Regions from separate parts of the Mus musculus genome. Here region 1 is linked to region 2. Evidence: chromatin loops called from intact Hi-C (ENCODE). Cell type or tissue: heart. All regions are shown on one strand. Links, peaks and the distances in the headings refer to the core of each region. The heading gives the core; the rest is flanking DNA.

Region 1 (15,787 bases), core at 5,172-13,171, 540 kb before region 2:
CTAATCTTACCCACCCAATTCTAAGAGAAATTTCCCAGTGGTTACAGATCATGTGCATCTGCAGTTTAGGTTTGGGCCTTGGCCACCCACAGATGCTAGACAACCGCAATGGGCCTGTTCTGACTTACAGATGGAAGGGGAGGCATTCTCACACACACAAACATGGAACAACAGCCTTCCCGAAGCTCACTGTGTCTGCATGTGCTGGCGATACTGAGGCATGGGACTGGGCATGATCTAGTAAGTAGCCTAAGAGGAATCCTCTAAATTCAATGAATCCAAAGGAAACTCCACAAATCCAGACATGAAATATGTCATTCTTCTTACCCTTAATAGAGAAAATCTTTTAAATAAATCTGGGTACTCGACACTTTTTCCCTCGATGTGAACCTGTATGCAAAGGTATTGGACAAATTTTGAATTTTAGGGACATGCTCCAATTCTCCCTAGCCTGTTTAACGCAACGGTGACGTGATAATTCCTGTAGGAGGCACTGTCGATTTACAAATGACCAGGGGAAAGCGGGTGGTTAGGTTGGGGTTTGTTTATCTGGATGTCTACATAGTAAATTAGTCATAATTTCTTTTAATAATTGCCCAAATAGGGAGAAGTTGCTGCAGCAGGAAGGCTCACCTTGTAGTGTGACATGGATCTTGTTTGTATCATGCAGTTGCAATATGAAGAAAGCTTTTTTTTTTATCTGAAAGGTTGTGGAGAGATCTTTCTTCCAATGAGGGCACAGGATCCGATCAGTACCGCTGTTGGAGCAGGCGTTTTTTTTTCGATTTCAATCACAAAATTTAGTATCCGCACAGGCAATTTTATGCTTCTGACCTACTGGCCAAGATGCTGGTGAAGGCCTCTCAATTAGGCCGCGTCCTCCACACCCTGTGCTGAAGACCAAGGAGCAGGCTTACACATACTTTCAATCTTATTTGGGTTTTCTGAGAAGATACATTTACTACAGTTACCACTTCCGGACAAGTGTTAACCAGTCTGCAATGGCGGCCTTTGCCGCAGGGTCAGATCTGAAAGTGCCCTGAGAACTGAGCGCTTCCCTGACTTGAAGTTTTCTACTACCCGGTTCCTGAGGCAGAAAAGGGAGCAGAGAATTCTTATCACCTTCCTTCCCTCCTCGCTTCACCTCACACTTAGCACCCCAGAGCCCCACAATACACCTAATACTGTAGAGAAGTGCGGATTGAGACGCGAAGGTCTGATTGTAATAGATTTGACCAAACTGCCTAGTCGCCTACCCGCGACTCAAGACAGGGAAAACCTCTGGCCTTTGCCTGGCAGCGGCTTTCGGGGTGCCGAGGCCTTCGGAGCCGGTCAGATCTCCACTTGAAAGGGTATCACACGGAACCCAAAGGATAGGCTGATCAGGTGTCGCTAGGCCATCCGTAGATGCCAGGGCACACCGCGTTCTCTGGGACTTTTCCGGGATTCTCGCCTGGCAACCAGGGACACAGCACACAGAGAGAAGCTGGGAATTTGGGGGCGCACAACCGTCCATGTTCCGTCCACAAGCCTTTCAAAACAGTGTCAGCTTAGCTTTTTGCATGGGTCCCCTGGCGCTGGCCCGCGGTGGCCCAAACCCAACCAGAAGACACTCCCAGGCCCCTCCGAGAGGCTGCGGCGCCCCCGAGGGCCTGGACCTTGCCTCCCTGTCCCTACTGAAGCTTGCCCGGCTTCCCTCGTGTGTCCCCTGCGCGGGTCGCAGGACGCACTCGCCCGCCTTGCCTTGAAAGGCAAGAGAATTTTTCTGCTCCCTAGGGCTCCACAGGTGAAGACCGCGCTTAGGGAAGCCAATGCTAATCTCTAGCTCCTGACGCAAAAGAAGAAAATGCCAACTCTCTTAGCAATTGACAAAAAGAAAGCGGACTGAGGGAGTCTCACCCTATCCCTGCATTTCTTTCATCAATGAATCGCCCCTGAAGTGGCAAGATGCCTGCGAAACAATGCAAAATCCACAGTGAATTTCCAAAGAGAAAGAAGGCTACCGTCTGGGAAAACCTACAGCTCAAACGTTAAGCTTTCCCGGATCCTGGCCAACTAACTGACTCTGGAGGAATGTGTCCCCACGGACATTTAGAAATCTTAAGAGTTCCAAACACCGTACATATTTATACCAATAATATATGGGGAGGCAAGTCTGTATGTATTTACCTCATACATATTTCTATAAACTCCAGCGTCTGGAAAGGGTGGGGGGTAAATAGCACTGAACGGTTAAAATTATGGAGAAGGGATAATAACTGATTACTAATTTGAAAGTAAATAAACAGGTGACTTTTTCAGATCAAATTCCTCCTTGGATCGTTACAATAAATATCTCTGAAGGAAGCGCTCTATTTATGTTGTCATTGATTAATTCTTCACTACCTCATTTGATTTCGATTTAGAACGATTTGATTCTAATTTAATTAGCATGTAATTTGGATGTACATAATTACTGTAATTATGACATTCAGGTAAGGCAGCTTTAGGCTGAAAGGCAATTTCAAATTTTCTAGCAACCTACTTTGTACTGGGAAATGGACAAGGACTTTGCGCCCTGCTATCCAAGTAGTAATTAGCACATCTCTGAAATAGGCAGTGCGGCGGGGTTTGTATTAAAACAGCAAATACAAACCCAGCCGAGTACCCGCTACAAAGGTGGCTGTTGAGTTCCCAGAAGCGCGCTGCATTTCCCTGGCTTGAGTTTGGGGAGCCGGGCACCCCAGAGCCTCATCTCTTTTCTTACAGCTTCGGGAGACTGCGTTTCTTTCCTCCTCGGGCGGGCGCCGGGGTTGGAAGGTGTCGCTTTTTAAATTAAAAAACAATAACTGCTGAAGGGGGAGGGGAGAAAGTCCCTACAAGCCCTCTAAAGCTAGTGGATGGGGGAGGGGTAGTGGACTAGGAAGAGGAGGGAAGGGGGCGGCGGGAGGCAGGGCGATGCACAGAGAAGAGAAAATTGGCCAACGCCCCCAACTGTTATCTCATTTCAGATTTGGGTTTCGAAAAGGCAAGGACAAAAGGGGTGGGTCTGTTCTGGGAGGGGGTGCGCACCCGTCGGGAGGGCCTGGGGCGAGGGCTCTGGGGGCTCCTGGTCGCCCTCTGGGGCCCCGTCGAGCTGCCCCATGCCCGCTGCGCCCCACTTGAGCAGTGGTCGCCTCCCATTGCACGGAAACCCTGCAGAGGTCTGTTGAGGTGCTCGGTGGGTCCAGGCTGGTCATAGCTGTGAGACTCTGGCTTTCTCTTCTGTGTTAGGGGTTCTGGGAAGCTGAGGAGGTCTTGGTGACCTGGTGGTAAACTGCGTTCACGCCCGTCCTGGGTAGTCCAGGCAGACCCGATGGTCCCGCAGCCCTGGACCCTAGGACGCTGGGTGAAGTGTGCGAGGCAAGCTGTGCCCACCGCGGGATCTCTACCCAGGGTGCACGTCGCTGCCGCTACCGACAACGCTCAGCTTTCTCATTTAGGAGTGCTGGAAGACCCTGAAATCGCCTAGGAAAGAATGCTAAATGAGACAATGAAAGAAAGCTGGGTCCAGGGCCAAGCGAGGTGGTAGTCTGTTTTGCTTGGATTTTTCAGTAAGTGTGTTTCAGAAATAATCCCCTTCCTTTGGAGCCATTGCTAGGCAATGTCCCCTCAAAACGGGGCTTGTCCCCAGCTAAAACACTAAACCTCGCTTTTCTTTGCCTGATTCCTTGGCTGCCAGAGTTCTCGACAGAAGCAGGTCTCCAAGCGCTAAAAGCCAAGCACCAGGCCGACAGCGCGGACTCCTATGCAGGAGCTCTAGATGGCGCCAGAGAGCCGCACTCGCCGTGCGCCTCTTGGGGGAATCAAGAGCTACTGTCAAACATAAAAGCAAATCAGAGTTTTCAGTTTTTTTTAATGTGTTAAGAATGTTATTCCTTAAGAAAATTTGTAGCTAAATTATTCTCACTTAAAATAAACACTTAGTATACCAATTACACAAATGGGCGGGATTTATGTGAGATTTACTTCATCTGCATTTTTGTAGTGGAAGAGAGCCTTGGTGAATACAGATAATAGATGCAAATAAGATTAGAGTTAAAATAAATAAAGTTTCCATGTGAATAAAAAGAAATTCAATTTTACACGACTGGTGACGATTTGACGGAATGTCCAGACACGCGGTTCAGGTGCACAATCTAATCTCATCCAAATGTTTTCAAACGTCCTTGAGGAAAGGAAAAAAAAAAATCTACTCCTTTTTCTTCATCAGGTAGGACCCGGTGGGTCCTCCAAAGACTGGGGGTAAATTATGCCAAGAAAGAAAAATACTGGGGAGGGTGTGAATTGAGCCGGGATAGGCGCAGGCCCAGCAAACTTGGTCTTGGTTCATCTACTGCGTGGAAGTTGGAAACAAGAAATCCCTGGAAACTCACTGAAACGAAATTGCATTTCCCCTCACCCCGGCGGGGGCGGGACTCCAGGACCCTGGTCTCAGCCCTGGCTTCACAAAATCCACTTCCAGGCGGCAGTCTTCATTCGCAGCGTGGCCTCCCCATCTACTCTACCCGGGACCCAGTTAGGCCCAAGCCGCGGGAATGCAGAGGTGGCCCTGGGGAGGCGCAGCCGCACCCCACCTGGGGACCCAGCTGGTATCCTAGCTCATGGACCTCGCCTCCCGTGCACGCTCTCTTCCATTTGTTCGTCTTCAGTCGGTCACCACCTACTGAGTCTCAAGGTCTCCCCGGGATGCCTAGAGCTGGTGGGAAGTGGGGCAGGGATGTTTCCCCTGGTGGGTTTCCGACAAGAGCGCGGGACCGGGTCCCTCTTGGCTCAGCTTGGAGCCCAAGATGTCTGACTGGACACTGAGGTCTGGGCTGCCGCCCGCGGTTCACCGGAGCCGCGGTGATGGACGTTGGCTGACCCGCGGGGCAGAGACAGCGCGCAGAGGCCTTGATCACTGGCCTGCGGAGGGAGCCCCTCCGGGAGCGAGACCTGCACAGCCAGGCCCTTTGATCTGCCTTTATTATCAACAAGAAACAAAGCTGCCTGGGACCGACGTCCCGGCGCCCTCATTCCTCAGGAACCCCCAGCTCGCACTCACCTCCGCACCTCCAGCCTGCAGACCCTAGACGCACGGGACGCCCTATAGACCTCAGAGCCTCTGCCTCAAACCCCCAGGATGAGCGTACTCTGCCACAGCTTCTCCTTAAGACCAGACCCAAACTCGAAGACGCTTTGGGGCTGGGGGTGCGGGGCGTCCCAGGCAGAAATGGATGAGCCGGGAGAGAAAATGACCGAAGAGAAGGAAAACTAGAGGAAGAAGAGCTCCGAGAAAAGAGGAAGAAGCCACTGAACCTCACGCTGCAGACTCCCCGCTGGGAACCTTCCTGCTGTTTCTCGTTGCCTTGCTATTTGGCTCTTCAGAGCAGTTTTTGTTGACTGTTAATACCAATAATTTATTCTTTCCAAAGAATCAAAATCTTCACTCAAGTTTCCAAGGCCAGTAATCAAAAAAAGAGGGGGAAATTTATAGCTGCTGACTCCCCTTGCAGTTTCTATTGTGTGAGAAGTCTTTTAGAAATATTTTTATTCTGTAAATATGTACTTTCTTTTTCCAAACTAACATTTTTTTTCGAATTGAGAAATTGTCTCATTTACCAATTTTCCTTTCGTCATTCTCTCCCTTCTCCCTCTTTTAAACTGGGGCTGTTAAGTTGGTGGTCAGAAGACAAAGAGAGTGAAAATAATTTTCATTTCAATAATTGCCTTCTGGTCAATTTAACTGTGCCTTATTTTGAAAGAGACTGTCTAAATGAGATTCCTGTCCCAAATGTGTTCCCAGGCCTGATCCCAGCCTTTAATTATTCCTGAGTTTTTTTTCTTCAGAATAAGACGCCGCACTGCGTAATCACAAAGAAGGCAGAGAGCATCCTTGAACCTTTTCAGAAGCAGCCACTGATATTCAAATAACCTGCGAGGGCCATTTGACGGCGAGGGGACCTAGGCATTTCCAATTCACTATTTGCATAGATCAGCCGTCTTTGAAAAGGAAAGGAGCAGTTGTCTTCCATAACATTAAAAAGCCTAGTTATCAAATCAAGTGCTTAGTTTGGGGCTTTTAAAACGTTTACATTTTATCTCAGGTTGCCCTTTACCGTTTGACATGCAAATTTGGTGCAGTTAATTTAGACAATTAAAAAGATCTTCAAGGGAGCTTTGTCACAGAGAATATTTGGAGTTTTCCCTGTGGACCAGCTGAGATAAAGTTGGCCAGAACAAATGATGTCTAGGAGATTAATTAGATATTTGATAAGACATGAATCCCTAATAAGGGAATACAAGGCACAGGGGGCTGCTGTGTGCTCTAAGTCAAAATTAATAACATTTAACAAGATTTTCATTTAGGCATGAAATGTCTTTTCCGGGGTATTGACTCTAGCGATTTATTCCCCAGAGATGCCTCCCAACGTAGAGAGCCTTGGAAACTAAAAGATATTTTTTTCCTAGAAAGATTTTTTCCCCCACAGATTGTTTTAAAATCAGTTTTAAAAAACAAACCCACCAATTTTTTCTGAACCCTCCGGGAGATGGGTAGGTATCTCCCCAGTTAAAACTGTCAAAAGCCCTGGCTTTTTAAAAAGGCGATCCAAAGATTTAAAATGTCACCTTTTGCAAGCCCTCCCATTAAGTAATACAACTACACATTCTTATAACCCGATTTAATTTTTGCTGTTGATATACAAATAAATAATTTTGACTTCTCAAAAAAATGTATGTGTGCTATGGCTTTTGCAACCCACATAAACTTCATTGCCTACAACTAACATTAAGGGAATTTGTTTCCCAACAAAAAAAAATAGTTGATTCCACATTAAAGATTATTGAGGGGGAAACAGGATATTTTTTTAAAGGAGGAGTGTTGTTTAGAGTCCTTTAATAACACCAAAATGAAAATATGATGTCAAGATTCTCTTCATACAGATAAACGCATTTAATTTCTTTAGATGACCTTAACTTACGTGTTTGAGTGAAATGGTAACTCAACATTTTAAATATCTTTTACATATATACTGACTTTCACAAAGTGCATCAGAAAATTAAAAAGAAACTCCCTGAATTTCAGGAATTCACAAAAAAACTATTCGAATGAACATTTACAAGAAAATAAAAGAGAACACAATCCTTTGAACCCTATTTATACAGATGTTATGAAATACAGAGAAACTGTTGCTAGACTTCCAGTTGAATATCTCACCTTAAGCCTTTTTTGATGCTTCCTTTTTTTAGAAAAAAAAAAAAAAGTCTCATTGTAAGTAGACATCAAGCAGGACTTGGAGATTTTATATATAATATAATCCACACAAAGGGTCTGTTTTTATAGGTCTCGTTTGTTTTCATTCGAAAGTTCTGACAGTCCTTTGCTGAGTGGTAGCTAGTTTTTGTTTTTTGTTTTTGAGAAAAGGACAGAGGATGGTGGGGGGAGTGGGCAGTGGGGGGAGGGGACATTTCTGTGTATTGCTCTTCTCTGGAGAAGTTTGTTCGAGTGGGTGCCTGTGAGTGCGCGCGCGGGAGTGTGCGTTCTTGCGTTTGTGGGACTCCGGGGTGGTGTGTGTGTGTGTGTGTGTGTGTGTGTGTGTGTGTAGTTTTGAACCTGCACTTATGTCGGAGGATGGCTCGCTTTTGTTTCTGGACCTCGAGATCGATTCTCATCTGGGCGCAACGGGTTGAGGGCAACTCCGGCGCCGCCAGCAAGCCACCGCCCGGGGTTCCGCGCTGCTCCACCTCGCTCCCAGCCTGGGCTCCGGGGGCTTCTCTGGAGCCCCTGCCCTCCCGTGCGCCCACTCGCTCGCCCTCCGAACCTCTCGCTCGCTCGCTCTGGGTGTCTCTACTTGCTCGCTCGCGCCTCTCCGCCAACCTCTAGGAGTCGTTGGGACCGGTCGCAGCTTCCTTGCCTCCCGCCGAAGCCGCCGCTGCCGCTGCCGCCGCCGCCGCTGCCGCCGCCGCAGCCGCCCGGGCTGCACTGACGCCGGAATCGTGCAGGATGAGGTCCGGGGACTCGGAACGGGGTGTCTCCAGGTTGCTGGCGTCCGTGTCACTGTCGCTGCCCTTTTTGCCCCCGCCGCCCCCGTTGTGCGTCTTAATGTGTTTGCTCAGGTGGTCGCTGCGCATGAAACGCTTGTTGCACACAGGGCAGGCGAAGCGCTTCTCGCCCGTGTGAGTCCGCAGGTGCCGCTGCAGCTCGTCCGAGCGCGTGAAGCGCTTGCCGCAGAAGAGCCAGTTGCACACGAAGGGCCGCTCGCCCGTGTGCCAGCGCAGGTGCGCCTTCAGGTGCGACGTCTTGCCGTACACCTTGCCACAGCCCGGGATGTGACAGCTGTGCAGCCCCTTGCGGCGTAGGCTCGCCCCGGCCGGACCCAGCCGCTCGGCCTCCTGGCAGTTGGGGCAGTCGCAGGTGGCGCGGCCCGAGTAGCGACGGGCGGAGCGCGCCGAGCTGCCCCCGGCGGCGGCCGCCGCTGCGCCCGAAATCATAGCGCTGGCGGCCGCCGCGGCCACCGCTGCGCTGGAGTCCGAGTAAGAGGGCAGCACCGGCTTGAAGCCGTCCTGGGCCAGCAGGTGCTGGCTGGTGGAGAGCAGGTGCGAAGCGGCGGCGGCCGACGAGCCGAGGCCGGTGGAGCTGAAGGCCGAGTGCGTGAGCGAGCTGAAGTCGGGGTTGTAGGTGCCCAGCTGAGAGTGCAGCGAGGCCTGGGGGGCGCCCGAGTGCAGCGAGCTCTGCAGCCCCCCGGCGGGGTTCTGCACCTCCAGCCAGGACCCAGGGCTGCTGTGCACGTCCCACCACGATGACGCCGCGCCGTTGGTCACCTCGCCCGCCGCTAGGGTCGAGTGGAAGCCCGACTTGTACCACGACTCGTACGGGTGCGCCATGCCCACGCGCGGGTACAGACCGTCGGCCGCCGTCGTGTGCACCTTGGAGATGAAGGCCGACTGGCCGCCCGCCTCCTGCGGGGACACGCCGGCCGCCGCGGCCGCCGCCGCCGCCGAGTTGGAGAAAAGGCCGCCATAGTCGCTGCTGAAGGCGGACGACGTGGGGGACGTGGAGGCCAGGCAGAAGGCGCTGTTGGCGGCTCCCGAGCCACCCGCCAGGCTGCCCGAGCCGCGGCCGCCCGTGGCCACAGCGAAGCCGGAGAGACTGGAGCCGAGGTTGCAGCTGGACGAGGAGCGCTTCCAGGGGTGGAAGCCGCCTTTGGCGAAGGCGCTGGACTCGGGCAGGGTCGTCAGGGGGCTCGTGTTGCCGATCTTGTTGCAGGTCGCCGCCAGCATGGCCAACGGGGTCGTTCCGAAGCGTGGCTCTTCCTAGAGTGGGTGGGGTGAAGGAGGGAGCGAGGAGGAGGAGGAGGAGGGCAGGGAGAAGTGGGGGAAGACACAAAGTGCACCGGTGAGCAGCCTCGTTCCCCCCGCGCAGATCCCGGAGGGCCCTGGCACCCCGGCTCGCGCCTCCTCCCCGCACGCTGGCGGGGGACGCGCCGCGCCCCGCGCAGGACAGAGGCGACCACGAGCGAGTAGGAAAGTTGTTCCTCAGTGAGACTATAGATCAGAAATGCCTCGGTTTTCGCCACTTCGTTCGCTGCCACCCTTGTCTAGAATCAGACTTGGGTTGACGCCATAAGCCCGCTCATCTCCCAGAAGCTCCCAAGTCGCCCTTCCGGGTGTAGCACGAAGGTAAACACACACAAGAAATAACGGGTGAGGGCGGGGGGTGGTGGCCAAAACAGCCACCCAGTGCTGGAAGAAACTCTTAGAACATTCCTCGAATGAGTGGCTACGACTTGGCTATTTTCTTTTATAGTTCAGAAACGTAGTTTTGATATTTACACAACGCACACGATTACAAAAAGAATCCAAGTATAAGCGGCTTTCAAAGTCAAGGGCAAACTGGGGAGCCACGCTAATGTAAGTGTTTATTAATGTAACTTCGTGGCCTGCAAAACAAGACTTTCCAGAAAACACTGTAATGTAATGCAACAACCCCCAAACCAAGTGGCGGGGGGTGGGGTTGGGAGTGGGGGAGTGATGTTAAAATCAAGAAGGGAAGAAAAGAAACATTCGGCTTTGCCTCAAAAACCAGTTAAAAGGGAACTTGCTTAAGACATTCTTTTCTTGCAAAGGCAAAAGGTCCCAGGTTCCAATAACTTGAAAAGATCGGTTCCAGAAATGTAGAAAATGCTAAAAGGAAACCAGAGCTGTGGTATAGCAACAGTTTCTTGAGAGATTCTGGCCCAGAGAAGCCATAAGAAAACAAAACAAAAACAAAAAACCACCACCAACAACACAAAAACAAAACAAACAAAAATGAGCAAAGCCTTTGCAGCGAGTCTTTTTCACTTACCCCAAGTATAGACGTGGCCATAGCAGGTTTTGGGCTGCGCGGCGAGGCCCGGAGCGGTGTTAAGCCTGGCGGCTGCTGGGAATCACGATTCAGGTCCCGCGCGGCTCCCGCGTCCCGCGCTCGCGCCGAGCGGACTCTGGGCTCCCGCCGGCAAAACTCAGCCTAAGTGCGAGGAGCACCCGCTTTGAAGTGCCGCTGGCTGCGCCTCTCGCCCAATGAGGGCGCAGGCAGAGCAGACGGGAGCTGCCCCGCAGCCAATCAGACGCTCCGAGGGGCCCGAGCCCGGGCTCCTGGCGCGTGCCAGTCAAGTCTGCGGGCGTGGGTGGGAGGGGGGCGGGCTAGGGACAGAAGAAATTACAGTGCAATTAAAAATTTACACACACTCACGTACCAAGCCAGGTTTAAGTACTGTTGAGACCAAGCCGCAGGCCCCCACCACTCCCACCACCCTGGCCACCTTGCTACGTAGGGCTGACAGTCTTCACTCTCCACTTGTGGGAAAGAAGCAGGAGAGGGACACCCCGGCCTAGGGCACAAGCAGAAATGGTCTGCGTTCACTTTGTGTGTACACGTTGTTGCTGCGAAGAACTTGAACTTGTAGCCATCACTCTTGCGATGGATTTATCCTTGTCGTGGTCGTTTTCCCAGATTCCTGCTCCCACCGTACTCTTTTTATACTCAGAGTCCTATTGAGCAGAGGGCGCAAAGGACAGCTGGGCCTCTCCAGGCAGGTCTACACCCACAGACTTGTTAGGAGAGCCCAGAGCCTGCTGCATCCCGCCATTTCCCTCCAGCGGTCTAAGTGACTTCCTAATTGTCGCTCTGGCCTCTGACCCAGGGGGTAATACAAGTGCCTATCACACCAGAAGCTCCTGGTGGTAATTGAGGGCACCCTTTGTATGGCTTCGCCAGCGCCTAGATACCAGGTTAACCCAGTTGTCAAATATGACTAAACAGTGGGACGTGCTGATTATCTGCCAGGTTTTTCTGGGGGCTGGCGTGGGGGTGGGAAGCATCAGCCCATACAACACTCTGCACGAAGCCGCTTATTTTCACATTGTAACAACTTTGGAAACGGAGACCGGCGCGAGCGGCGTCCGCCCCCCCACCGCCACCCCCGCCGAAGCTGCAGCTTGCACCGCTGTTTGTTTAACCCGGTGGAGATTTGCATGTCGGATTTCAGGTTGAAGTCGAGTTTTAGGGGATGTTTATAGAGTCATTTTTCTTGCTTCAGATTCAAACTATCTCCACTGCAGACTGCTAGGGCCTAGAAACTCCGTCTTCAGGGCCAAGGGACTCCAAAGGAAGGCTCATCTTCATCAGGCACCCTGCTGACACAGCCTTTGGAGGACCTCTCCGGAGCCTTCACCGAGAGAGTCTGCGAAAGCCAGGCCACACGTGGGCGCCTCCGCCTTCTGCAAGCTGGAAGCATCTTCAAAGCCTCTCTGGACCTTGGTGTAAAAAGAGGTGTCCTCACGCATCGCAAGGCGCCGCCGCTGGAGGGTTTCCTGTTTCTGGGCATTACTTTTGTCTTTTCCAGGGTAGCCAGAGGCAGCTTTTGAACTAGAAATACCAGCGCCCTCAGGCAGGTCTGGATACTTAAACGTGTAAGCACGTCCCCCCTCCAAACCACATCCTGCTTTTTAAAATAATAACTCCCAACCCTAAATGATCGGGTGCAAAAGACAATTTGTCGGGGGAACGACAAGTCAGGAGGATGTGAAGTTGTTTTTCCAGGTTGAGTTCATTTGCAAGATCTCTAGGCCCAAAAGTAAGTCCACCGCAAGACTTCTCTCTCACCTTAAGGTGGAAGACCAGGCCTGCACGCACCGGCTCTTCGTGAATGGGGAGAGCTTATGTGGACGTCGCCTTTCCCTAGACTATTTTTGCTCAGAATGCCTTTAAAAGAAAACTTTAAGGTGACAAAAGAAAAGGAGGAAAATGATGGCGGAAAAGGAGAAAAGAGAGGGATGAGCTGATCAGCTAGGAAGGAAGCTCTGCGTCCTAGGTGACTGAGATAAAAATCTAAGGGGGGGGGGGGCGTAAAGAAAGACAACGCGGTGGAAGGGGGCGGGTTACCAGGCTGCAGGACCAAGCCAGAAAGCCCAGCAGGGGGGACCCAGGAGCTGTTCCCAACAGGTGATTTCTGCCCTGGAAGGGGAGGCTGGCCCTCGGCTTCCCGTAGGGTCCTCGCGTCGATTTACTAATAGAGGGATTGTTAAGTGGCAGCGAGGCGTTTCCGATTCACCCTGGGCAGCCCGGGGAGGAGAAGTGCAGAGGGGTTCCCCACGACTTCTCCTCCCCAACCCACCCTCTTCTTAAGGAAACCTGACCAAGTCATAAATAAGACAACCCGAAAAGCCACTTGGCACTGGTAACATTTTTAAGCCCACCATTTAAACAGTTCTCACAGGCGTCTCGGGCTCGAGGCACCCGGATTCCTCCTCCTCCTCCTCCTCCTCCTCCTCCTCCTCCTCCTCCTCCTCCTCCTCCTCCTCCTCCTCCTCCTCCTCCTGCAGCAGTCCCCTCCCCCTCCCGCTGTTTTCCACGCAGTTCCAGCTGTCAGACTCTGGACGTGGGCTTTCGCATATTCCTAGACACACGCGTCCTCATCACAATAAAAGTTAGGGAAGTCTTCCAAAGGAATACAGACAATTCAACAATCCTGCCCGTTTCAACTCTAAGGTGGGGCTCAAAGAAAATCTTGGGGGGGGGGTTCCAGTTTTTTTCCCCTTCCGTCTGACAGATTTTTTTCATCTTCTAAAAAATCTAGTTTTTAAACAAAGATCAATGTGTTATGCTAAAGTGTTGAGCTGACTGTTAAAACATTTGGGGAAATAATGACAATGTAACAAAGGCCTGGTTTGGAGTGAATCATCACCCTTTTAAAAGTTAAAGCAATTTTCAGGAGAATAGCTTTCAGCAAACGCTTTACATTATTCAAAACGGCCAAATAATGCTCTATTATAGCGCCTGAATGGTGCCAGTCAGCCCCTAAGTGCAATTTGTGCAAAGGCCCCGGTGCCTTATCTCCACTTCTTTATAAAGAGGTGAATATAAAACAATTTCTTCCAAACCCAGACAGAGAGCACGAAAATTGCTTCCCTTTCTGCAATCAGGGCAATTTAACTGGAGTGCAATTAGCACTATTAAATGTCGATTCTGCATAAACAAATCTGACTGAGCAGAGAAAGTGGGGTGAGAACCTCATATACACTGAAACTGATTTTTTAAAATTATGTATCCGGGTCCTTTACAATTGATCCGTGACGTTTTCATCTTGGCATATATTTACATCGTAAATACACTATGGTTAAATCAACATGATGTTTTGCAAAAAAAAAAAAAAAATCTATAAGAAGCCCAATAAAGAATAGAGTAATTAAAGGGAAGAGTTCACTGGCTTTGAGCAAATATTGTTCCTCCCATCTTGCCTCTCCGAAGGGCTCTGATGTGAGCTGAGCAACTGTTCAAGTTTGTAGTGTTTCAGAGGCAAAGCTCGGGGAAACAATTTCATCTTGAGTACTCATCCCTGTTCCTGAGCATACCCAGATGAAATGCTTTCTCGCTGATGCACGAAGCTGCGTGGTGATCCTCAAGACCAGTTATTTTCTGAACCCCTTCCTCCGTAGCTGAGTAAACTGTACTCCAGACCCTAGCTACCCATTCTCCTCGGGAGTTAGCAGCGGACCTACCACACTGAGGTGGGGTAAGGTGTAGACTCAAGATATGGGCAGGAGGGGAGGCGTTGGGCTGGGAGGAAGCGAACAGTTCTCAAAATTGGTGACGCTGGTTGCAGCGGAAGGCTGGGCCACTAGAACTAGGATTCGGAGCGGGGGCTGGGGGCGGGAGGGGGGACCTATTAAAGCATTTGTCTGACCTGTCCTCCCACCTGTCTCTATTTATTTATTTATTTATTTATTTGCTAAGCCACAGAGGCTCCCGTTTTGAATCATTTGTGCAATTAATTATGCTTTTCATTTGCATGATCTACACCAGAGCAGTGATTATCAGGTCAGCACCGAGTGGGAGTTGGGGAAGAAACATAATAACTTCAGTTTAAAAAAAAAAAAAATGCTGCCTGAATGCTGGTTGCTGCCTGCCTGGAGCTCTGGGCAAGGAAGCCCAGTGCAGCCTTTAGCGCCTGTTGAGTATGGTGAATCCTTTCCGCAGTTGGAGTTTGTCAGTGTGACTGAAAACTGAAACCCAGCCTTTGATTAGATGGGAATCTTTTATAGTGAACATGTATTTATGTCTTTAAAAGCACCAGCCCTGAGTTCAAATAGATCAAGAAAATTAATTGAAAACTGAAAGACTCTCCCATGATTTCTGTGGCGCTTTTATTTAATCCTCATTTTATAAACCCTTACAAATAAAAAAGTCAAGAAGAATCAATAGGCCAATGAGATTTTCATCTTTTTAAAAAATTATACCCTACCTCAAAGGTGGCACTCCTATTTAGAGGCGCAATGCAGTCTAACCTCTTGAAGGTCTCCAGGAGAAACTGAAAAGCCCTGGTCTATGGAGACAGTTCATGCCTTTGCTGTACAGCCAACTGTGTGCTGCTAGATGTGGCTGGACCTTATATTCTAAGCTTGCCCTGCTCTGTTTATCTGAGCCAAAAATGCATTAACAATTAAAGGAGACACTGGTATGTCAAAGGAAGGAAGGCAACTGGAGACTGTGATGATTTTAATGACTGCAATTATTGGCAGATTATTCAACAAGCATCATAGGTCTGTTTACTGCATCACTAGGAAACCACGGCGGGGGGGGGGGGGGCTGTTTGGCTTGGAGCTGTACTGTCCTCCCTCACCAGACACTGTGGAGGAGTCCCAGACCTAAGCAAGATGACCAGCCAGAGTCAGTATCAGCTTTCTCTTTTTAAGAGAAGAGCTACCCAAATGATACACATATATTGCCCATCAGTTTCTTCAGTTTAACCACTTCTTAGACAGCTTGAGAGATTTCCAACTTCCAGCTCTTTCCTCCTTCATCCAAGGCTCAGAGGAGGGAAACACTCCAACTTTGAGAAGTAGAACTCAGAGCTGTCCTGGAAAAAGCTCCTCTGTCCCTTTCTTTAACAAGTCCCTTCAAGAGACTCCTTATCATTATTGTTAAAATAAATAAATAAAAATAATGAAAGAAAACAAAAAGATGCGACCAAGAGCATATTGGTTTGTGACTAACAAGTTTTTTTTTTTTTTTTTTTTTTTTTTTTTTTTTTTTTTTTTTTTACTGTAAATATAAATGCAGACAGAGGCTTTAAATCCAGAAGGGTTCTGAGATTGACAAAATGTGTTTTGGTTCACAATAATCAATAGATTGAAGGCTGGATTTTGCTTATCACTGAAATGGTGATTTGGAAGTTAACTCTCTCTCTCTCTCTCTCTCTCTCTCTCTCTCTGTGTGTGTGTGTGTGTGTGTGTGTGTGTGTGTGTG
Region 2 (15,787 bases), core at 4,051-12,050:
TGAAGTAAGTGCATGACATCATAACTCCTTATTTTCATTCTGTGAAAACCCCTAGGCACAGAGAGATACAGTTACCTGGGGGCTGCAAGTTCTACACTCGCCCTCTGCCGTCCCGGTGGCTGCCCCGCCCCCACTCTAAAGCAAACAGCCGATGCAGCGCCACATCTGGAGTGGGATGAGTGAGCGTAATTCTGCCCGTAACATTCCCAGCAGAGGGGCAACCCCGTACGCTTTTGAGGGGATAGAGAGTGACAGTAGACAGATGGGCCCGTTGACAAGTGTGTCCCCTGGCGGTGCTCCTGTCACAACTGAATTACTCTGTCACTTGTGATGTCTCTAAGTCAGGCTGAGCCAGGAAAGGCGAGTGTTTCTACTGATTCACAGTCACTGGGAAATGACTCTGGCGTGGAGGCAGGGAGGGTGTGTGTGTGTGTGTGTGTGTGTGTGTGCGCGCGCGCTCTGGCTCTGGAAAGTTTCATCACTTTCTAGGAGTCCAGAGCCAGCGAGGGCAGGTCAGAGAAGGTGGGACTCGGGCAAAGGAGTGCTGCTGGCTGTGATCCTCTGCACTGGATCCTGCTTAGGTGTTACTTGCTGAGTCAGGCTCTCTCCTGTACCCTGCCTGTCTTATGTGGAAGGAACCTGGCTTGGCAGCTTAGTTGCATTGGATGGCAGCCCTCACTAGTCAGACGTGCTGCCTGCATAGTACGGGTACCTAGCAGCCCTCACCTGCCAACTTCCAGTGCCTGCCTGATTATGACAGTATCCACTCAGGAACTTTCCGTCCCATGTTGCTGGGTCATGCTACAGAGGCAGGTCTCCAAACGCTCCAGGAGACTCTTGGATGAAGGGAGTAGCCAACACATCTGGGTCTCTAGCATAGTCTCTGGAATGGATTGTGATTCCAGTCCCAGCCAATGTGGCATCCGTGGGGAATGTGGCCTGGAATGTACTCGAGTAGCTTCAAAGTCAGGTCTAGAAGATGCTAATGTGCTAAACATGTTTAGAGTCATGTTTGTGTCTGTCTGTCTGTGAAACTACCATCTTTATATCTATTTGGGGAGATAATTTTAAAATGTTATTTTACACACTCTCTGTCTGTGTCTATCTTTCCCTCTCTCTGTCTCTCTCTCCCTCTCTGTCTCAGTCTCTCTCTCTCTCTCTCTCTCTCTCTCTCTCTCTCTCTCTGTGTGTGTGTGTGTGTGTGTGTGTGTGTGTGTGTGTGTGTGTGTGTGTACTTGCTTGAATGTGCCAGGACACACATGTGACATTCCAAAAACTCGGAAAAGTCAGCTTTCTCTTTCTACTACAGGGTGCTAGGGATCAAACTCAGGCCGTCAGACTTGGTAGCCTGTGCCTTTACCCCCTGAGCCATCTTGCCAATCTCATAATTATTTTTGTATTGCCCATTACATTCTTTTTCATTAAAGGTTTTTGTGGTTTTTTTTTCAATTATCCCAACAGTTCCCCTTTGCTCATTTTCTATGCAGACTTTCTATGATCCATCGGGATGAAGTTTCTAAGGTGTAAAGGCTGTTTGGTTAATCAGCCTAACAGATACTTTAACCGTTGCTACTGTAGTCTAGGAATATGGCAGTGACTACATGTTCATCTCGACACCCAGGAATCCAGTGAACTGTCTGGCCAGGCTCACCATGAAAGGCTGGCTGGCTCTTAAGGAGTCGCTCACTTTCCAAAGCATCTCAACACTGGGGTGATGCTGAGTGTGCAGATGTGTGCATTGGTGTATGTGGGTATGTATGAGAAGCTAAATGTGTTGTACCAAGCAGTGCTTGATCTATAAAAATGGAAGCTATCATGCCTCATGATCCTATTGGCTTTGGGACTTCCTTATTAATCACAGTCATGAGCTTACTATTTGTCTTCCTCTTGTGATCGGATACAAAATATGGCAGCCATTTTGATGTGTGTGCATGTCTATGTTTTCAGTTACAGAGGCTTAAAATGGCAGCCCTATGCATCTGCTTGTGTATGCATTTAAAGCATTTTCTTTTACTTTTTTTAATGGAAAAATTGAAAAGTTTAAAGGAATAAGGGATATAGTAACAGAAAATCTACCTGTTCACCATCACCGTTAGGGTCACTCACGCTACATCTGCAAGTCTTTCTCCTCTCTCCTTCATGTTTTTTCTTTGAGACACATCCAGATGTGTCTGTGAACACGTCTGCACTCACAGGCATTTGCAGCGTCTGGCACCCCCTGTGGCTCACTGCCTGGCCCTGAGGCTTTGGGGTCTGTGGCTCTGCACATCCTCTCTCCTGTCCTTCCTCGCTGGTCCCTTCACCCTTCCTTCTCCAGTGCGACCTTTGTGTTGCAGCCTGTGAATATCCCGGCCACACTGCACGGCCACACGTAGCTTTATCTCTCTCTACCGAGTGAGCTAAGTTTTCCCTTCTGTGGGCGTTCCTCCATCTCCGCGTACGCTGGAACATGCTGGTTCACTTTGCTCTCCTCGTGCAGCTTGATGAAAATGGCTTTCAGGATTTACCTTAGGATGAAGGATGATCTGTCAGTCATAAGTACACCGACTCCAGGCTTTGCAATCTTAGGCCTGGACGCTGAAAGGCAAGAAAACCAAAATAATTACAATAATTCGAAGCAGATGCCTCAATCTAAAACACCACTGGTACCTTCCCTCTGTTATTACTGAGGTCCTCAATGGTAAGTGTGGCCCACACGTCATCCATAGTGAAATCCTTTAGCATTAGTGTCTTTCCCAGCAATTGCAGCAACATGAGGCCTTTTGGTCATTGGCAAGCCACCTTTCTCAGAGAGAGCCAAGACATCTTAGTGGAACTCAAGAAGGAGAAACAATGTTGCCAGCTGTGTTCATGTTGGTCTGCATAGTGAGATGGGATGACAAGAGAACACACAGAATACATAACCACACAGATAAGTCATACAGCATACACCTATTATATTTATCAGTATTATGCTCTATACTATACTCATGATATTATGTAATGATATAGATGTGTTGTCCTTGAAGAGGTCCCAGGTTGGGTTCCAATACTCACATGGTCTGTAGTCCTAGTTCTAAGGCATCAAGTAGCCTCATTTGGCCTCCTTGGGTACTTGGCATGCATGTAGTGCTCTTAGATACTCACAGGCAAATTCATACATTTATTTGTTTATTTATTTATGTTTTAGTTTAACCTTTAAAAGTATAGAACAGATGAGAGCCTTATTACTGTTGCTGTTAGTTTGAGCCAAGGTCTTACTCTGTGGCCCAGGCTAGCTCAGACTTGAGCCTCTTTCTGCCTCAACCTCCCTGAATGCTGGGACTGTGAGTGTGTGCCGCTGTGCCTGGCAAGAGAATGGCTTTTAAGTGGTTTAATGTTGTATTCCTTGATGAGGTGTCGATGCAGTTTAGAACTCTCTCCAGGGTGGCGGATGTAACACTCCAGATCAGTTCTCTCCAGAGAGCAGCTTTAATGTGTTCAGAGTTGAGGTCTATATGAATAATGGGCCTAACTATATCTGTCCAATCAAAAGCAGACTTATTGGTGCACACCTCAAATCCTATCACTTGAGAAGCTGAGGCAGGAGAATTTCCTGTGTGAGGTAAGAAAACACAGGAAAAGAAACCTCTGCATTCCTTTGGTAAGTAAGAGCGACCTGGGGGAGCTGGGGACTGGGTCAGCTTGGCTCCTCCCAGGACGGCGAGTCAGCTTGCTCCACTCTATGGTTGCTTTTATTCCACCTTCCTGAAAGTGTAACACACCACCGTTTCCATCTGTATTTGGCTTCCTACTGTGACCTGTTACCTAAGCAGAATCACAAGGGGGAAGAGTTATGACTTGGGCTAGGAGTCTTTAGCTGTACTGGTTGGTAAAGAAAATGCTTGGGTTAGAAGAAACCTCAAAAGGGTTTATGGATATCCCCTCTTTAGCTTGAGATGGAAATTTCTGGCTCCTCTAGTTCCTTGGGAATTTGTTGTTGAGATGCCTTGGACACCATAGACAAAGACCCAGAGAATAAGGCAACATTATTGTTTAGGTAACATCAAGGGCTTGGTTAAGTGAGTGGGAGATAGGTGAGCTACTTAGTTAAGGGTGCAGACTCTGGCTCAGACCATCGACATTCAACGCGATCCTGGGTAAGACACTTAGCCACTTGGAGTCTCAGTACCTTCTGTAGATGAGGGGCTGATAGTTGCATGATAATATGAGTTACGGGGCTGGGACGGGCAGCAATAGAGCGACAACATATGCAGAAGTCTGTGTACTTGGCATTAACACCCAGGATGACAGATAGTAACTGGACCAGGTCTCTTTGCTTCTCCCCATAGCCTCTACTTGCTTGTGATATCTGGCATTGAAAACTGCAGTCCATGTCTCATAAGGAGACTGGTGGAGCGAAACACTCTTATTATTTCTTCCTCTGCCTTGTATTTCTTTCTCTGATTGTTTTCTTCCTCTGCTACCACCATAAACTCACCGTGGAATCGGGGGCACCCTCAGGCACTGGAGCTTGTAACTGGAGGGGTTTCCTGGGCCTGCCTTTACCAGCAGGCTTCCAAGTACAGTAGATCGCTGTGCATCTGACTTTAGTTTACAGTCCCATGCCTGCAGGGTAGGGCTGAGTGTGTCTGTTTCACTTGAGTTTTCTTTCTCAAGCACATACACATTCCATAGTTCTGTGATCATGCTTTTCCTGGTATGTGAGAGCATGTTAAAGACTACTACCTAATCATAAAAAAAATAATAATAATAAAAAAAAGTTCCCAAACCTCCTCTTGCCTGACTGCCATTTAACATGCTATGCAAATAAAATATAGTGCCACCTTTGTGAGCTCACCCATAGTGGGCTTTGCTTCATTTGGGGCTGGGTTCAGTCAACTGTTTCCTAACCTCAGCCTGGCTCTCCGGTGTCTGTATTCTTTCATTTTCTAGTGTAATTATGGCAAGAAGACTTCATCTTGGTATCTGAACCATAGACGCATCATAACAAGGAATTAATAGTCTCCCATTTCAAAGATTATGTCTTTCTAATACCTCACTCAGACTGAGTCCAGACACTGTTTGTGCTGGGTGGTGGTGCTGTAAGTGGTTGGCTCTCAGAGACAGTTGGCAAAGGTAGAGGTTCACATTACAGCACGCAGTCTGTGTATGGACATCTGTGTGCTGCCTCATTGCTCACAGGGCATGCTCGGTGTGCTTTATATTCTTCTGGGAAATGGTGATTTTACAGCATCATTGAAGTGTAGTCTGTGCCCCACATTTTTAAAATTTTATTTTATTTTTTTACTTACTCATTTTGCATCCCTCTGACTGACCCCCTTCCCCACCATCCTCTCTCACAATCCTTGTCCCATCCCCCACTTCTTTTCTCCTCTGAGCAAGTGGGGCCCCCCTGGGTATCTCCCTTCCCTGGCACTTCAAGTCTCTGCAAGGCTAGGTGCTTCCTCTCCTATGGAGGCTAAACAAGGCAGCCCAGTTAGAAGAATGTACCCCACATACAGGCAGTAGCTTGTAGGATAGCCCCTGTTCCAGTTGTTTGGGACCCACGTGAAGACCAAGCTGCACATATGCTACATATGTGTAGGAAGGCCACACATTAGTCAAATCTTTTTTTCCCCCTGAATGTGTCATTCCAGGTATGAGGTCTTTAAATTTTGGGTATTTTCTTATTTTGACAAAGTTCCTGATTCAGAATTGGAGAGTCTAAATGTCTGGCAAGTGTCCGAAAGTCTGACTCGTATTAAAGACAATCTTAAATCAGGGTATTATCAGATCTCAGCTCCAAGATAAACCAGGCTGCGCCCTATAGAAGGTACTAAGACAGCTAGAAAGGACTTGAGTAAATTATGTTGAATATATAAAATCTCCTTCCACACTGTTACATACCCTAGTGTCACCCATTCACACTGTTTTGTATGGGCATTCACACAACATATCTTCATTCTAAGCAATTTAGGGACTAGGTGGAAAGGGTTATTTTTATATCTTTCTCATACTATTTATTTATTTATTTTATGGGATCTATCTGTGTGGGCGCAGAGGTCAGTGGTCCCCTGGGAATGAGAGACTTGTGACTTGTGTAATAAGAGAATCTGGAAGAAGAGCATCACGTGATCTTTCTAGGTTTTGAGATCTGCTTCTGGGCAAAAGGATGAGGGAAAGTGAGCACTGCCATTGCTGTTTCCTCAAAGCCCAGGGAGCTCGGTTTGGAGGGTGTGTGTCCTGATACCTGGGCAGGGTGGCTGCTGTGTGGGTTGCGACACTCCGGAACCCTTTTCGTCACCTTTGATCTATGGATGGTAACTGACCCCAGTACTCTCTGTCCTTTTGGGACCAGCATTTTACTGAGAAGAGGTGGCGGGAGACAGCCGCTCGCATTAGACAGTGGGGATTGCGAACTCCTAGATGCTCCAGCTCAATACAGTAGGTTCCCTTGGCCCCAGGGCCTGCACCCTACCATCTACTATAGTATACGCCCCACAAGCCCTTGTGTTAGAGGTCAGGGCCCAGCCTGTTGGACTCCTGGGAGGTGGTGAAGCCTTTAAGGTGGGCCTTGTAGAAACTCCTTGGGTTACTGAAGTTGTGCTGAAGAGGACTGGGGGGGACCCAAACATCTTCCGTCTCTGCTCTCTCTACACCCCTGTGTTCATGTCATATCATGCTGCCCCACCACAGGCCCAAATCCTCCACTCTATCAGCTATGGATAGACATGTCCAAAACTCAGACTATGAGAGACTTTTTCCCTCTGTATCTCAGGTAATTGTTACAGTTACAGAAAGCTGACTCATACCCCACCCAAAACATTTTGTAAACTCTCTGTACACACCCAAAATTCCATTCACATGAATGGAACTCCATTCTAAACTGAAAGATCACATATTGACCAATTATGAAGTGAAGAGAAAAAAGTCACATGGAAGAAAATCACCATTTTTCTTGTGCAAGTGCTTATGTGTAACTGTAGAAGGTCTTTTTTATAATCATTCTCTCTGTGACAGTTATGGAGCTAAGCTGACTCAGGACAGTCACATCAGTGTACCAGGTACCTAAGGCAACATGACAAGAGAGCCTCTCCTGCCATGGACTTACATTCTGGAACAGTGACAACTCTTGGTGAAAGTCTCAAAGCAGAGAAAGAGCATACTCTTTCTCCAGCCAACTGGAAAATTCAAAACATAAAGCTATGCTTATAGGTAACATGGAGGAAGATTCAAGGCTCAAAGTATAAAAATGGCATTCACTTAGATACACGAATGTGTGTGAATGACACATGAAGGTGATAAATGAATTTGATCATTTGAATGTCAAGGATGTGAACAGATATTATCTGAGATTTTCCTGAGGAGATACAGCACACATGTCTACTCACCCCAGAAAGGTAATCCATGATAGACCAAAGTCACAATTCCACAATGTCCAATGAAGTAACAATGGAGTTATTAACAAGAGTACAGATGTGGGTTACTTAAAGGAACAATGTCTTAGTTAAGATTTCTGCTGTTATGATGAAATACCACGATCAAAGTGGCTTGGGGAGAAAAGGACTTATCTGGCTTACATTTCACAATGCGGTTTATCATTGAAGGAAAACAGGGCAGAAACCTGGAGGCAGGGGCTGATGCAGAGGGCATGGGAGGACTGCTGCTTACCGGCTTGCTCTCCATGGCTTGCTTAGTCTGCTTTCTTCTAGAACCCAGGACCACTAGCCCAGGGGTGGCCCCACCCACAGTGAGTTGGACCATTCCCCATCAATCACTAATTAAGAAAATGCCCTACAGAGGGATCTTGTGGAGGCATTTTCTCAATTGAGGTTTCCTCCTTTCAGATTGCTTTAGCTTGTGTCAAGTTGACATGAAACAAGCCAGCACAAGTAGGGATGACTCAGAAGTAGTCACGTCACCAAAAGTCCCACCCCAACACAGATGACAGCTCATGAATGCCTGGAGCTCTCTGCACAGCTTACAGTCTGAGAACCTCTCACTGCAGCTTGGCTGGTCAGCGTCCTTCCTCCCCCAGCAATTATTTATTCCTTTTATAAAGCCAGGGACAGGCATTCCAGAATCTTCCACGTTTCTATTCCCCCTTTGTTTACCTCAGAGTCTCATGAGCCTTCCCCTCCCTCCTGGAGGGAATGTTTCAATTTGGAAGAAACTACTGTATAACAAAGGAAGAATCAGCTGTCATTTGAGAATGTCTGCACATGGGAGGATGTGCAAGGCCCAGGACCTTGACCACTAAAGGCGTGTAGTAACTGCCTCCTCTAATTATTTTAGCAATCAAAAGCACCCTCATTCAAGTTCAAAACACCCCTGTGAGGCCACTCTAGACCCCATTGAGGACCCCTCCAGTCTAGCCTGGGCACCCTGACTTGACCAAAATACATCAGGGACTCCACTGCTGTAGGCGTTCATCTTTCCTTTGTCCTGACTTGTCCCTCCAGGGAGCGCTTGCTCATTCTCTGTCTGCTTTCCCTTTCAAGCTACGTATGATTATTGGATGTAATTGAACAGGGCTTCTTCAGCTCAGCCCTTGGAGGTTTTCAGTGAGAACCTGACTTCCAGGAATAGCATGGCTATGGGTAATTCTCAGTGTACGCTCCTTTAAGACTTTTTGTCCTCAAATTGGCAACAGGCAAAGAACACTGAATTGCTGTCTTCAAAGAGGAGCCGGAAGCTTCCAACCCAGATGTCTAGTCGCCTCTCCTCACTTTCTGCCTCCTTACCAAGTGAAGGATGCTCTAAGCTTTCCACAGGTGCTGATACCCAGTGTTCGGCTACGGCATCTGCCGCCTTCCTTGGCTATGTGTGGACTTTTGCTCGTAGTGTGAGACCCACATATTTCAGGTTTGGTTTTTAAAGCCAAGGGTGTTGAAAATGAGCTACAGAGACCAGGGATGAACAGTTTCTTGGAGTCTGAGCCTTCATGTCAATCCTGCCATTCCCATGATTGACAGGACCAAGGTCTCTGCCTGCTCCCCTGTTAAAATCCATTAGCTTTACACGAGGCTAAAAAAAAAAAAGTGAAAATGGCCAATATAATTAGTGCAAAGTGAGTGCTTGCAGAAGCTGAACAGTGCTTTGACAATGCAGGAATTTGAAATGACTGGTGAGACCAAGTCCCCCTTTTTTACAGCGGGTCTCTGTTGCTAAGAGCCAGGTGTAGGGGTGGGAAGTGGAGGCCCCCAGCCTCCTGCTTGGCTCTTGACTTCCCCAGGTTCTGTTTGTCCAGCAGGATCAAGATCAAACCTCATCAACCCAAGGCTTTCCCATTGATAGCCTGGCTATCAAAAGCAAATTTTGCTCATTTGTGTGTGTTCTGTATGTACGCATGTACATGTTCGTGTGGGCGTGTGCACAGGTAGGTGCACAGTGCATGCATGTATGGGAAAGCCATCAAGTGACTTCCTCAGCTATTCTCCACCTTAGTTTTTGAGACAGGCTGTCTTGTTGAACTTGGAACTCTTAGATGCAGCTAGGCTCATTGGCCAGTGAGTTCTAGAGATCCACGCAGCATTTCTTCCTTCCCAGGACTGGGGATGTCGAAGCACACCACCTCACGCAGCTTTCACGTGGGTGCTGGGGATCTGGGCTCAAGTCCTTAAGCTTGTGTGGCAAGCAATTTGCCCACTGAGCATCTTGCCAGTTCACAGGAATTTTTCAAAGTACTAAGAGCTTAATAGCTTACCCTTTCATTTCTGAAATCTTATTTCCTCCTCTATAGTACGGTATAGTATTTCTTTGTTTCTTTAAAAATGGAGTAGGGAAAGGGCCCAGTGCTCTGCCTTGCACAGTTTTGGGGTTAATCAGACTGGGGCAATTAGGGAATGAAGACAGGACATACCGACATTTGTACAGAAAGGCTGGGGTTGGCTGGACCATGCACTCCGACAGAGATTCACCGATGCCTGGAAACACAGTGTGTTTATTTTATACATCTGCATGGAGAAGGCAGGTTTAGCTAATCTCAGCAGGAGAAAGTCTATGTGGGGAAGTGGTTTCGGCTTCCACTTATGCTGTAGGGATAAATTGTGGATGATAACTTCTTGAATGCACTGTCAACATCTGCACAGGGACTAGGAGAAGGCTTTGTTATTTCCCTGAGCTGACCTAGGCAAGGCTTCGTCTTTCCCATGGGTTTGAGGCATTGGGGTCTTTGATATAGTCAATAATACATATTTGCTCAGAACTTCATATGTTCCCCGCCAGCCTAATACCATTAACATCTATTTTTCCTTCCTTAAATGATTTGTGTCCCTTACTTTCCAAACAGATAAGCAAAACAGAAAACATGAACATGTCATTCTAAAATTATATGGTATGCTTGAAAATTCATGATTTGCTTTTATGTATCATACATGACAACTCCAGCACGCAGCCCTCAAAGTAGACATTAAAATTCTTTATCCTGTGTGATGCTAAACTGGGACCATTTGTTGGTTGGTTGATTGGATGGTTGGTTTAGATTGGGTCTTACTATGTAGTCCTGGCTGTTCTAGAATCAATATGTATATAGCCCAACTCATATTGGGCTCCAAGTCACAGAGCTCCACCTGCCTCTCTTTCTGAGTGCTGGGATTACAGGTGTGGGCTAGTATGCCCTGCTGTTTATTTTATTTTTTAAATTGCACCTTTAGCTTATAATTGTACTAATAAGATTATTTTGAGTACTTATGATTAGCAATTTCCAAGTCCTCCTAGATGAGATAACTTACCTGTTTTTCATCTTATGTAGCATGGCATTTGAACACATTGTGAACCCCAAGATTGTAAAGTGGAAAACCCCCACTGTGGTGTAGCTCAGCCTTAGCACTTCCTTTTATCCACTAGCTTTCTGTTTTTGTAAACAAGTAGTTGTGGTGTGGCTCAGCCCTAGCACACACCTTTAGCCTAAGAGCTTTCTGTAAACAAAACCAAATAAAGTCAACCCTAGGTCAAGAGGCAGAGCAAGTAACCAGCCTACAGGGAGTGAACGTAAGTCAACAGAGAAGAGGGTCTTTGAGTTGAAGGGGATTTTAGACAGCGTGGAGAGGAGAAGGAACACTTTCCTTCTGAGACATCTGTAGAGTAGGAAGGTCAGCTGGATGCTTTCTCTGCCTCTCTGAGCTAGCAGGCTTTCACCACACCATTTTGTTCCTGAGTCTTCATCGGTAAAACCTAATGGTGGGATTTTTGGTTTTAAAGCAACAGTCTTGAAGGTGTGTTTCCCCTTTCATTAAGTAGGCTGTTTGGAAGGCCATGCTACTGAAAGAAGAGAAACAAGAGAGTAACACTTTGGGTAATTCTTATGCTGATTTCTTATAGCTATTATAATGTTTTCATTGTTACAATAGAAAATTGGGGCTAGAAAAAAAAATCTTTCTAAATTTCAGACATACCATTGTTTAGAAAATGATCCTCAGATCATCATAGCAATGTGAATAACAGAGACAGTGAACTGGAAATAGTGCTAATAGCAGATATAATTTCATGGGATGAGAAGTTTGATTCTCAAAGAGTCATGTCAAGATTGTGGTCCAGTTATCTGTTGCCTTGCAATAAATCACTCGCCAGTTTAACACTTCGACACAATTGCTGTAGTTCATGGTTTTGTTTGAAGGCTACTTTTAATCTACAGGCAATGCTGGGACTATCCCTAAAATAAGAATTAATCCATGCTCTCATACCTCGTGGGTTTCTTAACCTAATCGTCTTCTGAGATATTATCTTAGGAAATTACAATGATTTTATGAATCTTTTTTAAAGTAGTGACAGCAAATACCTCCAGTCATAGGTTGGTGGTCCAGTACCTGAGTTTGCCTCAGGGTGCTTTGCTTGGTCTCACATTGTTTTTTAAAAGATTAGCCAGCTCCAGCAAGATGACTCAGAAGGTAAAGCCACCTACTGCCAAGCCTAACGACCTGAGTCCAATTCCTGGGTCCCACAAAGTGGAAGGAGTGAGCTGGCTGTCAGGTGATGGCCTGAGACCTCCACACACACTCTGTAACATTTGACTTCCTACCACATATAAAATAAACAAATGAAGAAAAGTTATTTTAAAAGATGAGCCAATAACTTAGGTTTAATTCAAAATGCCAAATTTTTAGCTTCTACTGGAAAATTTGTGTCATAAAATTTTCATATGGTTGCACCATAACTGAATAACTTCTGTCCCTACAGAAGACATCATCTCTGAACCACTTCCTAGCACTAAATGCCATTTTCACAGGTTTGCACCTGTCTTGCCACCACTTCTGGTAAAGAAATACACATCTGGACTCAAGCTTTGTTAAAAACAATAGAACAAGAGAGAAATGAACAATAGAAAAGAGAGAATGGATTAAAGACAGATGGACATTCTTTGTCATTCTGCCTGGAGAGGCAAAGTCATTTCATTGCCCCTTTGAGTCTTTTTGGGGCTTTCCTCCTCAGAATATGGGATTTAACCCCTTACATCTCAGATGTGTGACATCATCCCTTTCTGTCTCTTGGAATCCTGTTTTGTCTCTTTGAGGGAGCCCAAGAGATACCCGTGGAGAAGAATCCTCAGCTGATAGTTCAGCATCCATTTGTCGTTCCTGGGAAGCAGCCATCTTGGAAATGAACCCAGGAGTCCTTGTGATCAAGCCACTCAGCTGCCACCATGTGGAGCAATGGTGAACTGCTCCTGCTAAATCTTGCCTAAATCATAGTTGTGCACAAAGAGAAGATAGTTGTTTTAAGCCATGAGTTTAGAAGGACAAGTTACACTGTTCTCAATAGTTTAGAATCTATGGGTGTCTTGTGTTTGTATTCCCAGAATCTGGTGTGGGTACCTCTAGTTTCCATACGTGAGTCACTTCTACCTATGTGAGTATCCGGCTGACTTTGGCTCCAGAGGGGAGCTTTTCATTCAGCTTAGCTAAACCAGAAGTGCTGAGCATCAAATGTATCAGGAGGCAGGTGTATGGAAGCTGATGGAACGTACCACAGAAGGAAGACATCTGCTGCACTAGGAAGAGGGGTCTTTGTGTTTCCAACTAGATCTAAACCCAGAATACTAAGCCTAGAACTTCCAGGCACCTCCAGATAGGCACAGAGAATAAAGCCAACCCAGTGGGGGATGGGATAAGAGGAAAAGAACCAAGACACAATGGCACTGAGCTAGACTCAGCTATGTCTTAGGTCATCTCTACCCTCAGAGAACATGGACCAATAATATTTTTGTGTGTGTGTGTATTTTGCCTGGCCAATTTGAATTAGATTTTTGATCACTTGGCCAGAAGGAATCCCAGGTGCAGAGGCTCTGAATTTTTATGCTGATACCTTCTTCTTTTCAGATATATAAAAGATTATTTCACACAATTTTATATTACAGAAAAATTAAAAGAATTATACTAAGGATATATACATATCCACCTTGTCCAGACCTCCCAAATATTAAAAGTTGTACATTTGCTTTCGTATATTCTCTTTCTGTATAAATACATACATACACACATACATACATACTTATAATTTCTCTGTGTATGTACAACTTTTTTCTAAATGGACTGAAAATAAATTAAAAAGTCAATATTCCTTTGCTCCTAAATGCTTCAGTGTGTTTCCTGAATAGAACATTCTCCTACAAAGCCACAGCATAATTTCCCATCAAAGTTGGGAAATTTGAATTGATAAAATGCTATTATTTCATCTATTAGCTTGCTTAGGGTTTGCCATTTGATCTCAGCAATGCTTTTTTAGCAGGAAGAAGAAGAAGGAGAAGAAGGAGGAAGAAGGAGGGGGAGGAGGAGAAGGAGGAGGAGGAGGAGGAGGAGGAGGAGGAGGAGGAGGAGGAGGAGGAGGAGGAGGAGGAGAAGGATATTATTTTTGGAGCACTTACAACATTCACTGCCGTGTCTTGCTAGTCTGTCTTAATCTGAAACAGTCACTGTTCATTCATAACAATGTTACATGTTTTTTTAAGACTACAGGCAACTTAATATTATGTCCCTTCCTTTGGGGTTGTCTAGAGTTTCCTTGTGATTAGATTCAAGCTATAAAATTTTAGCAAGAAAACAGCAGAAAGTGCAGCAAGTTAAAACAGGAGGCACATAACCTCCTGTGTCCATTACTGCGGATGTTAACCTCGAGCTTTTGATTAAGGTGCTAATTGCCAGCTTCTCTGGTGTAAATGTACGACTTTCTTTTTGTAATGAGTAAGTATCTTGGCAGGATACCTTCATGTGTGGAAATACATTGCCATTCCTCAAACTTTTACCCAGTACTTTTATGAACTTTTACCTCTAACAATTACTGCTGTGGTAGTTAGCAAACAACAGCTTTCCTGCCCCTCTCATTCCTTTATATTTGATCTAATGTAACAAAGAACAGTCCCACACAACAAATCACTAACCAATCCTCCCTCCCTCCCTCCCTCCCTCCCTTCCTCCCTCCCTCCCTCCCTTCCTCCCTCCCTCCCTCTTTTTCCTTCCTCTCAAATGGGATGATAGAACTCAGCTCCATTCAGGGATTTATAATACTTTACTATCATTGGCTTTGATGCAGAAGCCTGGAATTTGCCATGTTTTATAACTCAGGCTGGTTTTGTACTCTTGACAATCCTCCTGCCTCAGCTTCTTGAGTGTTAGGATTACAGGTCTGAGCTGCACACACCATACCTGGCTGTGATGTAATTTCTTCGATGATAGATTTTTCTTTTTCCGTTTTTGTTAGTGAGAGTCCTTTCAAATTGACTTCCATGCCGGATGCTTTTTGGTGAAGGAAATTAAAATTACAACAACAACAACAAGACACACTCAGGCTCTGAAACCAGCTGAGGTTCCCAAGCTTCAAATCTTAGGCCACGTCTCTTAAGCTCTGTCTTCCTCAGTTCTCTCCCATGGAAAATGGGCACAGGAGAAAAGAACACTTTGACGGAGTGTTAAATCAACTTGTGAACAACAGAAAAGCAATCAGAACTGTGCACAGTCCTCAGGTCTGGGCATACCACCAGGTGCTCAGGCTTGCTAACCCTCTGGCTGTGTGGATCGGTTCTGCACTCCTGAGGGTTAATTTTGCCTCACAAATGACTAAGAGGAGACAGTGGGTTATGTCAGAGAAGTGCATGGAAGCCACTCTCGAATGGCATTCGTCTTCCCTGTCCACTCAGGAAAGGATGAGGAGATATGTGCGCCAGAATTCTCTCCTGAGCTCTTGGCAGACGTAACTCAACCAGTGAGGAACTGGCTATCAAATAAACAGGAAAGGCCTTGTTTTGTACCACAGCAAGTACCAGAAAAGGGGAGAATATCAATGTACCCTCTGTCATCTGTAGAAGAATGTGTGTGAGTGTTTACTCCAAACGCCAATAGAATCGGATATTTTTGTATACTTTACTTAGAGCAATGCAATATCTGCTGTGGTGTTTATGATATGAGTATCTACTGATGTGTGCGTGGTATGCATGTTTAGGGGTTTATGTCTGAGATTTAACATTACTTCAAGTCACTACGAATGTGTTTGCCAATTGGATCACATGTGAATTCAACATCTTAAACTTTTTTTTAAAGAAAAACTTTAAAGATCCAACCAATGAGAATTCAATAGCATTCTAGATCTATCTATCTATCTATCTATCTATCTATCTATCTATCTATCTATCTATCTATCTATCTATCTGAGACAGGGTCTTACCAGGTAACCCTGGCTGGCACGGAACTTGATGTGTATATCAAGCTGACTTTGAATTTGAGATCAGCCTGTCTCTGCCTCCCAAGTGCTGGGATTAAGGGCTTATGCTACCATACCAGGCTTAGCATCTTAAACTTTTAAAGCTTAGAACTGACTATGTCTTTCAGCACTTGGA

Evidence for each region. Hi-C counts contacts between places; a loop is a spot of excess contacts. Peaks named below come from ENCODE experiments on the same cell type or tissue, not always from the same donor. Only the 100,000 strongest peaks of a DNase experiment are listed, where the experiment ranks them.
Region 1: a loop joins it to region 2, with 3 times the contacts of the local background. A loop is called at or near these places in 15 of 42 quality-filtered maps.

Annotation. Positions count from the first base shown.
Region 1 is chr2:73,266,650-73,282,436 of GRCm38, reverse strand. It overlaps Sp9 (trans-acting transcription factor 9), which reads right to left and starts at 10,511. Exons shown (of 2, transcript NM_001005343.2): 1 at 10,346-10,511; 2 at 6,666-9,312. The coding sequence starts at 10,366. The coding sequence ends at 7,879. In heart, for the core only: no CTCF peak of the experiment used is centred there; DNase peaks (open chromatin) are centred at 9,446 and 10,486; H3K4me3 peaks cover 5,221 bases; H3K27ac peaks cover 1,700 bases; H3K27me3 peaks cover 6,095 bases.
Region 2 is chr2:72,725,704-72,741,490 of GRCm38, reverse strand. It overlaps 8430437L04Rik (RIKEN cDNA 8430437L04 gene), which reads right to left. Exons shown (of 7, transcript NR_040503.1): 6 at 14,601-14,690; 7 at 12,023-12,639. It overlaps Gm30257 (a long non-coding RNA gene), which reads right to left and starts at 7,670. Exons shown (of 5, transcript XR_374639.3): 1 at 7,633-7,670; 2 at 2,508-2,577. In heart, for the core only: no CTCF peak of the experiment used is centred there; no DNase peak of the experiment used is centred there.